2 separate regions of the Homo sapiens genome follow, and region 1 is linked to region 2. Evidence: chromatin contacts called from ENCODE Hi-C or POLR2A ChIA-PET data. All regions are on one chromosome and are shown on one strand. Each heading gives the region's core, a stretch centred on a gene start or an enhancer-like site at or near the end of the contact. The rest is flanking DNA. Distances are from core to core; before and after follow the strand shown.

Region 1 (7,521 bases), core at 790-3,289, 45 kb after region 2:
TTTTTGAAAAAACTTAATTTCTATGCCACATCCATAACTTACTGAAAATAGCGAGTGTGTGTGTGTGTGTGTGTGTGTGTGTGTGTGCACATGCATATGTATACATAAATATTTTTTTAATTGGAATACCATTTACATATAGTAAAGTACATAAATCTTATGTGTTACAGTTTGGTGAATTTTTATATATGTGGGTGTATACCCACATAACCACTACCTAGATCAAAATATAGAAAAACAGAAATTTGCATGAAAGATTTATTGTGTGCATGGGTGTTTTGGGGGCCCCATTAGGAGCTAAAGCTTCAAATGCATTTGAGGTTTTGCCACTTAGAGGTCAAAAAAATTTAGTCATCCAGAATGACCAGTATAATTAGGTTATTTTTCATTTCTTTTTCTTCTTCATAGCATCCTTCAAATTTGTATTCCTTTTTAGGTTTATGCATTTATATGTGAAATGAAATTTATGGAGAACCTTAGATAACAGAAAATTCTAAAATGTTAATAAGGCAGTAAATGTTATCAGTAATAACTCCATGACTCATAATTTCTGCCTCTGTTTATCTTATGATTGGCATAATTTATTGACTAAAAGTACATTTAACTGCTTTCTTGAAGCTTAAACAGCTTCTTTCTCATGATCTCTTCAAAGAGTGAATATCATGAAAGAGTAGAAATAATTATTTTCCCTTTTTTCCAAAAGAGTGTTTGGAATAGATATCTTTGTCTGTGGGCCAATGGCTGCACACTCAGTAGTGCAATGCAGAGGCTATTAGAGCAGCACGCATGAGCTGAGTTAGGAAGATAAAGTTACTTAAAAAGCAAATGGAAATAGTTGACTATGGAGAAAGAGAACATTGTCTACAAAACATTAATAGCCTTTACAATTTTTATAAAACCAACCTAGAACAACTTTGAAGTTGAATGATTTTGCATAACTGGCTTATTATGGAATGAAACTTTCAGAAACAAAATATAGAGTGGAGATGAACTGTATACTTTTAAGATGATCACGTGTGATTTGAGATCAGAGTCTAGCATTGGAATACTGTTTCAAGGATAGCTGGACTACCTTGGTGAATTAAATAGATGTGTCACTAAAGGAATAGAAAACCTTGAAATTGTATGTAGCTCCTTCCTCTACCTTCAGATAAAATTTCTGTACATCAGCCTAAGTGGTAAGAATATTGTCTATTTCAAGCACTTTTAGAAAATGAGCTTTGGATATAAGGGCAATCTGGGTATGACATTTATTATTTTGGTCGATCTGGCCAGTTAAGAGACTGATGTCTTAACTCCTTCACCATTGCCTGCACGTCCCTAAGTTGGTAATTATTTTCTTGGAACTTTGAAGGTCTTGTTTCATTGCCTTCTTGTTTACAGAACATTGTGATTAATAAATTTGAGGATTTGTGCTTTATCAGTTCTGAGAAATTCCCACCCATTAACTCGTTGTCTCATTGTGCATTGCCTTTCCTTCGTTCTCTCTGTTAGCTCTTTCTGAAATTCCAATTACATGCATGTTGGACCATCTCACTTTGACTTCCATATCTCTTATTTTTTTCTCTATCTCTCTCTCTATGCTAAATTGTAAGTAATATCTTCAACTCTGATTTCTATTTTCTAATTATCTTTCCACTGGACTCTAGTCTTGTTTTACCTATTTGCTGAGGTATAAATACCTATTACTATATTTTTTCTTTTTCTGTAATTTAACATTTTCTCATTGTGCTTTTTGTTTATTTTTCTCATTTACCTGTTCATTTTTTGTAGTCTCTTGTTCCTAACTCAAACTTTCAACTTCCCATTTTATTTCTTTAACATATTAAGCATATTTGCCTTATATCCTGATTGTGTTAACGCCAATATCTGAAGCCACCATGGGCCTTGTTTGCTGGCTCACTTTGCTTACTCCCACTCGGTAAAGGTAGATTTGTTTTTTCCCTGTGCATTTTGAGCTCATGTTCAATGGAACTCTGTGTGGACGGTTTCTTTTGGTGTTTGGTTGAAAGTACATCCCTCTAAGGTTTACGCTTGCTTTCACTAGACATATGAGGGCATGTCAGTCTGGAACCATATTAAAATAAATAGCTGGCTTAGAGGTTTTTAGACCACAAAAATAGTTTCAATTTGAGCACAAACACATGTGAGTTCTGGCTCATGATCAATTGTTTTTTTCTTTTTTTTTTTTCCTTTTATTTTCTTTTATCAGGTTAAATCTTGGGGCAGATATTTCTTTTTTTTCTCTCTCTCTCTACCCAGAGCCAAGGCCAAGACAAGTTTTTGTTTGTTTTGTTTTACTATAACCTTTTACAAGGCGTATTTTGTTCTCTAGTTCACTTTTTCTCTGGTGGCGTAACTTCAGGGCTCTCAGCTTTATGTGGTGATTTCTTGTTAAGCACCCCCACCTTGCCATGGCCCTAGGCTTTGTGTCCTGAACCCTGTGTGGACGTTGAAGCTGACATGCTAGGTCTAGACACCAGCTCAGGGTTTGCAGACCTCTCAGAACTTCTATTCTCATTTTGCTTTTGGTCTGTACAGGCTTTCCTTGCTTTGTTACCAGCTCAGTCAAACATTTTAAAAGATTTTTCAAAAATATTTTATCCAACAGTTTTAGATGTTTGGTAACAGGAAGGATTTTCAGAATATCTTGTCTACCATATTCTTTTGTCAAAAATAAGTAACTATTTCTGTGACCACACTAGAGGTATCCTCGCGAAGGTGGAAATTCAATTCCATGTATTCCTCACTTCTAGCCCTTAATAACTCATGTTAGAAAATTTCCCAACACAAATGCATCCCAAACCCATCTTTCTCTGTCACTTAGCCTCAGTTTTCACTTGTCTTCTGTCTATATTCCTTTTCTGCGTAAGTTGTATCACGCAAATTTTAGATTTTGTGGCTTTTTTCCAGTTTCTTTGAGTTTTCTGTGTTCTCCAATGTTATGTGCTTCAGGAGAGAAGGCTCAAAGCTTTGCTCTCCTTAAATTCAAGTGTAAATGGGAGGCATGGGTGTTGAGAGTGATCTCCTATAACTGATCTCATGGTGTTTCCTTCTTGTCTTGCCCGTTTAATTCAGCGCTGTGATTCTGACTCAGCCAGCAGTCATTCTGTGAACTCTAGATCTTCTCTGCCTATTTTCACAATTTTTTGTTTTATTTTTAATGCTGCCTGTTTCTCTTCTTCAGTGTATTTACTAACTCAAACTTTTCCTGAAGCTCTTTGCTTGATTAATAGCTGTCATCAACTTACAAAAACCACTGCCACCATCAGGCTCTCTGGAGGTTGAGTCATTTCAGTCCCACCCACATCCTGGTGCAGGTCCCCCTTAGAGGGATGTGTTTGGGGATGGCTGGAGGGCTCTACCAGCCTGGGCTTCTGTGTTTGACACTCCCACACACTGAGGCACCTGCTGTTTCTGCCCACACTAGGATCATGTTTACTTTGCAGAGGGTGCACCAGGGACCTCTGTATAATCATAGTCCTCCTGCTGTGAGATGGGTAATGTTCACTATGATTCATCCCTTCAACTCTAATGCCAGGATGGGGCAGTAGCTATTGGTAAGGCTGATGTTCCTTCCAGTTACAGTTACAAATAAATGCTTGTTTGTCTGGAGTTTCCTTTTGATATAATATCTATCACTGTGTAGTAGACATATATATATATATATATATATATATATATTTTTTTTTTTTTGAGACACAGTCTCACTCTGTCGCCTAGGCTGGAGTGTAGTAGTGCGATCTCGGTTCACTGCAACCTCCGCCTCCTGGGTTCAAATGATTCTTGTGCCTCAGCCTCCCGAGTAGCTGGGACTACAGGTGCACGCCACCATGCCTGGCTAATATTTTTTGTATTTTTAGTAGAGATGGGGTTTCACCACGTTGGCCAGGCTGGTCTCAAACTCCTGACCTCAGGTGATCCACCTGCCTCGGCCTCCCAAAATGGTGAGCTTACAGGCATGAGCCACCGTGCCCAGCCAGACATATATTAATAGAAGCATTCACTATTCACTTTGAAAAATCCCAGACGTTAAAGAACAAGTACCTTAATACTCTAACAACTCTGCTGTGGGTACTATTCTTGTTACTAAGGTACTAATTATAAAGTATCTTTTATTTATTGAGCACTTAGCATGTGCTGGGCTTCCTGCTAATAAATCATTTAATCCTTACAAGAGCCCTATGAGGTAGGAGCTGTTACTAACCCCATCTTATAGATGAGGACATGGAGATTCAGAGATGTGAAGTAACTTGCCCAGGATCTCATAGCCAGTAAAGGACTTGCTAGGACTCAAACTCAAGGCTTCTTCCCAAGTCCATGCTCACAGACATCTCTTCTCTTAGGACAAAACCAGATTTCTGATCTATGGCAATGAACTTTTGCAAAGGCCAGAACTTAAGTCTACCTTACAAGGTAACATATTTGAAAGTAAAACTGTGTTGCCTGCATTGCACAGAACTGATGTTAGAATACCTTTGCGAAAACTGCTTTGAGAACCAGCATGTGTAACATAAGAAAATCAATTTTCTTTTGTAGACAAACCTTGCCTTTCACCCCAGGCCATGTTATCCTGCTTGATCACCTACATTATTTACAGATTTCACTCCTCATGCCTCTTAACAGTTTCTAAAAAGGAGATTCTGTCCCCTGAGGATGGAGATTTGTCACCAATGAGGACATTCATAAGAAGCTTCCAGAGGGAGTGAAGATGACTCCTAAGGGGCTCCAACAGGTTCTCAGCGATGTCATTTTACAAATAAGAGCTCGGCCCTTGGGGTGATTACTTTAAAGGGGAAGTGCTCGGCTGTATCAGTACATTCTAGTGTGTTTGTTTACAATCCATTCTCTGACTTCATAGATATACTTAATGTCGACTTGATATGGAATGAAATCTGTTTACAAAAATCCACATCTAACAAAACTTCTATGGCATATGGAAAAACGCCAGACTTTCCTCATCTATTACAGATGTTACCTTCTCTGGGAAAGGCTTATTGCAAATGTCAACACTGAAACTGGCTCTGTTTTGATAGAAATCTTGTTCTGTTTCTCTTTAAATCTAAGAACTACCAAATATTGACTTGTTGATTTGGACAGATTGTGGGAGGCCCACAATCTCCTCTTGAAGGAAAAAGGATCAGGTTTCTGCTTCCCCAGGAAACGGGGAATTATCTCTCTGCTGAATATGTATGTATCAAGCAACCCTCTGGTGTCATTTTTAAAGTGCTTATATTTTTCTTACGCGTAAGGTTGACGTTTGAAGCATCATCTTAATTAGCTGCTCACATTTAATGTGACTTGGCCGCAGTAAACAGTCGTAATCAAAATAGCAATGTTGCCATAGCAACCAAGATCCAACTCAATTGCTTTTCCTTTCTACTCACAAGTGCTGCTTACCATCTAGGCAAGGATATGAAACAAATCTACTGAAACCTCGTGTGTGAAATGAAAGTTTAAAAACCACTGGGGAAAAACATCCCTGAATGATTGTTTTAAGTGTTTCAGTGAAGCTCCTGGCTCCAAATGGCTCCTGAAGGAAATTGCCTCCCTGGTTCTCTTGTCTGACAGCTTTGCCTCCTGAGAGCTGTTCCCCACACGTGGACGGGATCGGGGGAACCATAGATTTATTCCAGCTGAAGCTGCAAGGTCCAGAAAGTGGGAGAGTTGATCCAGATAATTCCCCATGGCTTTTCTAGCTATAAAGTGTTAGGTTCCGATCCTTTAACTTGGTTATTTCTTTATTGCAAAATGCAAAACCACGCTGTTTTAAAACAAGCCTCGGGGTAAGCCTCAGTTTCATGGAAAAGAAGACAGAGGATTATTAATCATTTTTATGCTGTAAGCCGGTAGTTCCTAAATTTTTATTATCTGAATCCTTTAGGGAAGCCCTCGAACTCCCCTGCTCGGCCCATCATCACCAGCACTTGTTCTAATGACGTCAAATGATAGCCATATGAAGATCATATTAGGGTTTTTTTTTTCTTTGTTGTTAATTATTGCATATCTTGGTATGAAGATCATATTAATGAAGAAAATTAATGAGCAGATAGACCTTTTCTGTGTTCTAATTGCCAACCCCTTCTTCCAGTGATCCTGGAGACTTGGTCTTGGTCTCAATTTTCTCATCTGGAAAATAAGACACAGTAGAGCTGGATATTTTCCCTGCTCTTGGATCCAGCTTGGTACATGACTTCTTTATTAAATAGAATAGAAAACCAGTATCACCTTTGGTAGTGATAAGCCGATGCCGTGAGGGTTGTTTTGCTTGAGAAAACAAAAACAAACCCTGTGGCTTCTCCGGAGGTCCTTGTTTCACCCTCACCTTCTTTTTATCGCTTTCCATGTAAGAGACGGAAATAATCTAATTGTGAGATTAATCAGAGAAATCAGACAAAAATGTTTTCTGTGTAATTCATTTTGTATGCCATTAAAAAGAAATAAGATAAAAAGAGAGAGTGAAAAAAAGTAGGAACATGGTCAATAATATGAATAAGCAGTTCACAGAAAAGGAAACACAAGTGGCCCCTAACTGTATGAAAAGCAGCTCCGCCATAGAAGTTGTCAGGGAAATGGAAACCCAAATTGGAGATACAACTTTAGTGTCTGACAATATCAGAATTTGGCAAAGATGTGGAGAAACAGGAAAACCCAAACACTGCTGGTGGGGGTGTGATTGTTATTCTACAACCATTTTGGAGAGCAATTTGGCAGGATCTAGTCAAGTCGAAAATGCACATTCCCTTCGATTCCATAATTCTCCTTTTGGATGTATTTCCGGAGAAAGTCTCCTGATACATGTGCACAAGGCGGTATTTATCAGGAGGTTCACTGAGGCCTTATTTGTGATAGTGAAAATTAAATATAGCCTACCTGTCTATCAGAAAAGAATGGATGAAAAATAATGTAGCATGTTCCTATATTAGAATACTATAGAGCAGTTTTACATAATCAGCAATGGCTAAAAGTAAAACATCATAAAGTAGCATGCAAAACTTTGTATTTTGAAAACAAAATGCAAAACTTTGCATATTGAAAGTTAAAATGACTACCACACACAAAGCAACACTCTTGCATATGGATACATATATATGTGTGTGTATGTGTGTATATATTTATATGGTATCAAAAATGGGCTGAGGGCTGGGCATGGTGGCTCATGCCTGTAATCCCAGCACTTTGGGAGGCCGAGGCGGGCAGATCACTTGAGGCCAGGAGTTTGAGAACAGCCTGGCCAACATGGCAAAATCCCCTCTCTACTGAAAATACAAAAATTAGCTGGATGCCAGCTACTAGGGTGGCTGAGGCACAAGAATCACTTGAACCCGGGAGGCAGAGATTGCAATGAGCCAAGATTAATTTTTAAAAAGTTGGGGAGGGGCTTTTGGTCAATGTCAAAACCACAACTACTTTTGCACCAACCTATAATATCTGTGAAGAAACAGTCAGCTTTAAGTGTTTCATAAGAAGAAAGTTTTGAAGCAAATAGGACAATGTGTTCATTGCCAATTTGGGGTGGTG
Region 2 (7,114 bases), core at 4,274-6,773:
CCTCAGTCCCCCAAATAGCTGGGATTACACGTGTGTGCCACCACGCCTGGCTAATTTTTGAATTTTTAGTAGAGACAGAGTTTCACCATGTTGGCCAGGCTGGTCTCGAACTCCTGACCTCAGGTGATCTGCCGTTTTCTTTTTTTTAAAAAAAAAAAAGAAAAAGAGTCTTGGTCTGTTGCCCAGGCTGGAGTCCAGTGGCATGATCCCGGCTCACTGTAGCCTCTGGCTCCTGGGTTCAAGAGATTCATGTGCCTCAGCCTCCCGAGTAGCTGGGATTACAGGCGTGCGCCAATATGCCTGGCTGATTTTTTGTATTTTTAGTAGAGACGGGGTTTCATCATGTTGGCCAGGCTGGTCTCGAACTCCCGATGTCAAGTGATCTGCCCACCTCGGCCTCCCAAACTGCTGAGATCACAGGCATGAGCCACCACGCCTGGCCTCGACTTTGTTCTTTTGCATGTGGATATGCTGTTTTCCCCTCACCATTTGTTGGAGAGACCTTCTTTTCCCTATTGAGTAGTCTTGGCACCCTTGTCAAAGATCATTTGAGCATATACGTAAGGGTTTATTTCTGGGTCTTTGTCCTGTTCCATTGGTCCGTATGTCTGTCTTTATGACAGTGCCACACTGTTTTGATTACTGTAGCTATGTTTTGAATCAGGAAGTGTGGGTCCTCCAACTTTTTTTTTCCTCGGAATTGTTTTTGCTATTTGGAGGTCTGTATGTATTCTTTTTTGATGTACCTATAAATATATTTTAGTGTGGATAAATATGTGCATGTAAATTTATGTATTTTAGTGCATTTGTTTATGTAGAGATTTTAACAACAAAAAACCTGTAACAAAAACATGCTGTTCTGCAACTTGCCTTTTAAAATTCCACATTAGGCCAGGCACAGTGGCTCACGTTGTGGGTTTTTTTTGATGTATAGAGATTTTAGATTCCTATATAGTCAAGCTTATCAATCAATGCTTCTGCTTTAGCATAAAATTAGGAAAACCATTCTTGCTTTCCAAGATTATATAAATAGGCACCTCCATTTCTTAGTATTTTTAAAAGTTTAATTTTCAACTTTGAAGTCTTTATTTTAGGGTAAAGTATGAAACAAGATGATAGCTCTATTGTTTTCCAAATGGAAGCCAGTTGTCTCAATGTTATTTATTTAATCATTGTATTCCTTTCTCTCTGGTATTTTTTTTCTTTCACTTTTGTTGCCCAGGCTGGAGTGCAGTGACACGATCTCGGCTCACTTCAACCTTCGTCCCTGGTTCAAGTGATTCTCCTGCCTCATCCTCCTGAGTAGATGGGATTATAAGCACATGCCACCGTGCCTGGCTAATTTTTTTGTATTTTCAGTAGAGACAGGGTTTCACCATGTTGGCCAGGCTGGTCTTGAACTCCTGACTTCAGGTGATCTGCCCACATCAGCCTCCCAAAGTGCTGGGATTACAGGCCTGAGCCACCACGCCAGGCCCCTTTCTCTCTGGTTTTAGATGTTCCCCTCACTTAAAAAAAAAAATCACGTTCTACATTTTCTGATTGTTTGTTTGTTTTGGAGCCTGACTGGTCTGAGTTTTCACCTTGATTCTATAGCTAGCTAAACATGCTAGCTTTCTGACCTTGAGCAAGTGACTGCACTTCACTCTTTCTTAGTTTCCTCATCTATAAGATGAGGACAATAACACTATCTGCTTCATAGGTTGTCATGAGGATTGAGTGAGACACCTGGAGCTGAGTAGACTTAGCAAAGGCTAGCTGTCATTACCACCACTGCTGTTACAACTAGTGCTGCTACTGGGGTTGGTTTCTGGATTCACTTCTTTCTTGAGTTCCTTTCAGGAGTCTAAGACTTCCACTTCTTTATGTTGCTCAGTACGAGGCAAAAAAGTGACTTTTCCTGGGACAGGCCCCTTACAGAGAAGTTATTCGGATTAACACTGACCAAAAGTATCTATAGAATTACTTCTTAGCATTTGCTATGAAAATATATATTTTCTGCTAACTTTGGATATAATTTTAGGCAAATTATTGCATCCTGTTCTTATATAATCTCTTCATTGTGAGTGTCATGTATATTTGTCAACAGATGCCTTCTTATTTGCAAAGTGCTTTGATTTGTATTTGAAAGGTGTTCCTATGTTGTATTCTACAAATAGTCTTATGGTGAAGGATCCCTGTTAATCTGGGGTGTCTTTAAGCAAAGCCATGTTTGTGAGACTGTATTAGATACTATGTTTATTAGACGTCTAATCAGTGAAATGAATGAGACCATTTTTAAAATTGTTTTCTCTGTACCGTGCTACAGATTGAGGGTGATATAAATCAGTGAGAACACAGGATTCCTGTGCTCATGGAGTTGATCGTCTAGTTGGGAAAATAAGATATGTAAACTTATTTGTTTACATATGTAAACAAAGTGATGGCCGAGCTTGGTGGCTCACACCTGTAATCCCAGCACTTTGGGAGACCAAGGTGGGCAGATCATCTGAGGTCAGGAGTTCGGGACCAGCCTGGCCAACATGGTGAAACTCTGTCTCTACTAAAAATTCAAAAATTAGCCAGGCGTGGTGGCACACACCTGTAATCCCAGCTACTCGGGGGGCTGAGGCACAAGAATCACTTGAACCCAGGAAGCAGAGGTTGCAGTAAGCCGAGATCACACCACTGTACTTCAGCCTGAGGGATAGAGTGAGACTCTGTCTCAAAAAAAACAAAAACAAAACAAAACAAAAAACACACACACACACGCAAAACCAAAGTGATAAAATCAGGCTGTATAGGCTGGGCATGGTGGCTAATCCCTGTAATCCCAGCATTTTGGGAAGCCAAGGTGGGCAGATCACTTGAAGTCAGGAGTTCAAGACTAGCCTGGCCAATATGGCAAAACCCCCCTCTGTACTAAAAATACAAAAAATTAGCTGGATGTGGTGGCACGTGCCTGTAATCCCAGCTACTTGGGAGGCTGAGGCAGGAGAATTGCTTGAACCCGGGAGGCAGAGGTTGCAGTGAGCTGAGATCATGCCACTGCACTCCAGCCTGGGTGACAGAGCAAGACTCTGGTCTCGCAAAAAAAAAAAAAAAAAAAAAAATCAGGCTGTGTAAGTTTCATAACTACACAGAACAAATAGAAATGAACAAACTCATTACAAAAAATATCATCTATTGGCCGGGTGTGGTGGCTCATGCCTGTAATCCCAGCACTTTGGGAGGCCGAGGCAGGTGGATCACGAGGTCAGGAGATCGAGACCATCCTGGCTAACACGGTGAAACCCCGTCTCTACTAAAAATACAAAAAAAAAATTAGCCGGGTTTGGTGGCGGGCACCTGTAGTCCCAGCTACTCGGGAGGCTGAGGCAGGAGAATGGCATGAACCCAGAACCCGGGAGGCAGAGCTTGCAGTGAGCCGAGATCGCACCACTGCACTCCAGCCTGGGCAACAGAGCGAGACTCTGTCTCAAAAAAAAAAAAGAAAGAAAGAAAATATCATCTATTCCGGAACAGTAGATATCTACTTATTTCTCCACATCAGAATTCTCTATGTAAAGATTAGCTGTTGAAGCTATTACATTCTGGGTGGTGCTAGAAATCATTACTTAAGGAATAGAAATTAGAATGTTGTTATACATTTACCAAAGCAAAAGAGCAATAATCCAAATTTTAATCAGATCTTAGAGGAAACATTTTTATAGCTGTTTATTACAAGACCTCAGAGTTTTCTTACTGTGAGCACTCTCAAAATTATCTAAAGTATTTTTTTAATTGAACTATTGGTCATAGTTATTAATGTTATTAATATATTACTATAAAAAGGCATAGAAAAATCATAATAAGAAACAGATAATTGCTAAACTATGATTTGAGTTGCCCCTCTAGAGTTTTTTCTTTTGTGGTCTATGTGAAAGGCACCCTATGGTTTTCCATTGCTTTATCTCTTTTTTAAAACCCATAGCGAATTCCCTAAATTTGAATTTGAAACATTTTCAGCGTGAGTTAGAAAGGGGGGAGATGAGGCCGGGCGCAGTGGCTCATGCCTGTAATTCCAGCTCTTTGGGAGGCTAAGGCGGGTGGATCACTTGAGTCTAGGAGTTTGAGACCAGCCTGGGCAACATGGAGAAACCCCATCTCTACAAAAAAATACAAAAAATTAGCCAGGCAGAGTGGCATGCGCATATAGTGCCAGCTACTCTAGAGGCTGAGGTGGAAGGATTGCTTGAGCCCAAGAGGCGGAGGTTGCAGTGAGCCATAATTGCACCACTGCACTCCAGCCTGGACAACAGGACAAGACCCTGTCTCAGAAAAAAAAAAAAAAAAAGGTGGAGAGGTGAGTTAAAGGATAATTGGCTGCAGTTTTACAGTCTACAGTTTTAGACTGTAAATCGGCATATCACTTTTCAAATATTAACTCAACCTTCAACAGGCATGAGAAGCTGAAGTTGTTTCTAACTAGCCAGGAAAATGAGAAGTATTATTGCATATCTCTCAGCATATTAGGAAGAATTGGAAGAAAAACAGACCCAGAGCTCTGGATTCTATCTTTTGCTCCAAAGTAATGATAGGAAGCTTTATTCATCTAACAATGGATGCTGTGATTTTAAAAATTTAAAACTACTCTTCTTGATGAAATAAGGAAAAACAAAAGGGGGAAGGAAAGGAATTAGGAAAGGAAAGAGGGAGAGGGGAGCAAGGGAGTGATTAGTATGCTTACATTTTATACTCTTGTGAGGATTAAGAATAATGTGTGTGGGCTGGGCACAGTGGCTCATGCCTGTAATCCCAACACTTTGGGAGCCTGAGTTAGGAGGATGGCTTGAGCTCTGGAGTTCAAGATCAGCCTGGGCAACATAGTGAGACCCCATCTCTACAAAATATAAACAAAATAAGCTGGGCATGGTGACGAGTGCCTGTAGTCCCAGCTACTCAAGAGGCAGAGGTGGGAGGATTGCTTGAGTCCTGGAGGTCAAGGCTGCAAGTGAGCTATGAACATACCACTGCACTCCAGTCTGAGTGACAGAGCTAGACTCCATCTCAAAAAAGAAGAAGAAGAATATGTGTGAAGTCCCATATAGTCCCAGTCCCAGCACACTGTCCCTACTTACTTACTAGACACAGTATTATAGTATCTGTGACAGTGATGGGCATGTAAAATTGTATGTTTAGTCAAATCATATTTGACTGGAGACATGTCTAACTTGTTTAATAAGTCACATTTATAATGCCTTTGCTACTCATGAACATCCAGTCACTTGATTTCACTGATACCTGCAGTCCTAGGCTTGCCAGTGTCCCAGGCCTCTTTGTTCACTATTTCCTGGGCTACTGCTTAGGCTCTATGCCTATTATACATGTAGATATGACCCTCTGTTCTCTGTCATCAACAGCAGTTGAATCAGAGGCCTTGTTTTGGTTATCTCTTGCTGCCTAACTACCCCAAAATTTAGTGGTGTGGAACAACAACCATTATGTTCTCTCTCACAATTTTGTGGGTTGATGTGCTTCAGCTGAGTGGTTCTTATGGTCCATGTGATATTGGCTGGGGCTGCAGTCACTTGGGGGCTTGAATGGTCTGGAATGTTCAAGGCTGCTCATTCACATGGCTGATAGTTGATGCTAGTCATCAGCTGGGAGCCCAGCTGGGCTGTCAGCTGAAGTGGCCACCTGTGGTCTCTCCATGCCCATGTGGCTCAGGCTTCTGACAACATGGTGGCTGAGTTCTGAGAGGGGAAATCGCAAGAGTGAGCCTTCCAAGAGAAGAAAAGTAGAAACTCTCAGTTCTCTTTTTTTTTTTTTGAGACGAAGTCTTTCTGTCACCCAGGCTAGAGTGCAGTGGCGTGATCTCGGCTCACTGCCAGCTCCGCCTCCCGGGTTCACACCATTGTCCTGCCTCAGCCTCCTGAGTAGATGGGACTACAGGCGCCTGCCACCATGTCTGGCTAATTTTTTGTATTTTTAGTAGAGACAGGGTTTCACCGTGTTAGCCAGGATGGTCTCAATCTCCTGACCTTGTGATCCGCCCGCCTCGGCCTCCCAAAGTGCTGGGATTACAGGCGTAAGCCACTGCGCCTGGCCTAACATTTTAGTTTTCTTTTTTTTTTTTTTTTTTGAGACGGAGTCTTACTCTGTCGCCCAGGCTGGAGTGCAGTGGCGAGAGCTCGGCTCACTGCAAGCTCCGCCTCCCAGGTTCACGCCATTCTCCTGGCTCAACCTCCAGAGTAGCTGGGACTACAGGCACCCACCACCGTGCCCGGCTAATTTTTTTGTATTTTTAATAGAGATGGGGTTTCACCGGGTTAGCCAGGATGGTCTCGATCTCCTGACCTCGTGATCCGCCCACCTCAGCCTCCCTCAGTTCTCTTAAAAACTAGCCTCAGCCAGTTGTGGGGGCTCATGCCTGTAATCCCCATACTTTGGAAGGCCAAGGTGGGTGGATCACTTGAGCCCAGGAGTTTGAGACCATTTGTGAGTCTCTACATGGCAACATGGCAAAACCCCGTCTCTACAAAAAAATACAAATACAAAAATTAGCCAGGCATGGTGGCGTTCACTTGTAGTCCTAGCTACTCAGGAGGCTGAGGTGGGAGGATCACCTGAGCCTGGGAGGCGGAGGTTGCAGTGAGTCGTGATTGCACCACTGCACTCTAGCCTGGATGACTGAGCGAGACTCTGTCTCAGAAAAAAAAAAAAATTAAAGGCTAGCCTCACTTCTGTTGCATTCCCTCCCCTCCCCTCCCCTATTCTCTCTCTCTCGCTCTCTCTCTTTCTTGCTTTCTTTCTCTCTTTCTTTTTGAGCCAGGGTCTCACTTTGTCCCTGAGGCTGTAGTGCATTGGCACCATCTTGGCTCACTGCGGCCTCAACTTCCCGGGTTCAAACAATCCTCCTATCTTGGCCCCCCAAGTAGCTGAGACTACAGACATGCACCACCATGCCTGGCTAATTTTTTTTTTTTTTTTTTTTTTTTTTGGAGAGACAGGGTTTTGCCATGTTGCCCAGGCTGGTCTCAAAACTCCTGAGCTCAAGCAATTTGCTCACCTTGGCCTCCCAAAGTGCTGGGATTACAGGTGTGAGCCACCGCGCCCAGCCTTCTGTTATCACAGGCCAGCTCAAATTCAAAGA

The links. A loop is a pair of places that touch in the nucleus more often than their neighbours do. ChIA-PET counts read pairs that join two places held with the same protein, here RNA polymerase II (POLR2A). Pooled maps may share reads with other maps.
Region 1: a loop to region 2 is called in a map with no recorded cell type, with 8 times the contacts of the local background. The contact joins two enhancer-like sites. A Hi-C loop is called at or near these places in 4 of 168 maps with a recorded cell type or tissue (CD4-positive, alpha-beta T cell, CD4-positive, alpha-beta memory T cell, endothelial cell of umbilical vein and 1 more), 19 of 37 single-sample maps with no recorded cell type and 10 of 50 pooled maps. POLR2A ChIA-PET finds 5 or more read pairs at or near these places in 15 of 52 experiments (A673, B cell, BJ and 12 more).

The regions. Positions count from the first base shown.
Region 1 is chr20:5,841,117-5,848,637 of GRCh38, forward strand. The region is part of intron 2 of SHLD1 (shieldin complex subunit 1); the gene reads left to right. Among named protein-coding and RNA genes, the nearest start is that of CHGB, 67 kb to the right of the region's middle. RefSeq lists an enhancer at 3,201-3,270. Within about 2 kb of position 2,040, at least 4 of the 41 ENCODE cell types and tissues checked have a DNase peak (open chromatin) inside an H3K27ac peak, as active enhancers do.
Region 2 is chr20:5,792,533-5,799,646 of GRCh38, forward strand. The region is part of intron 2 of SHLD1 (shieldin complex subunit 1); the gene reads left to right. Among named protein-coding and RNA genes, the nearest start is that of SHLD1, 46 kb to the left of the region's middle. RefSeq lists an enhancer at 5,591-5,790. Within about 2 kb of position 5,524, at least 4 of the 41 ENCODE cell types and tissues checked have a DNase peak (open chromatin) inside an H3K27ac peak, as active enhancers do.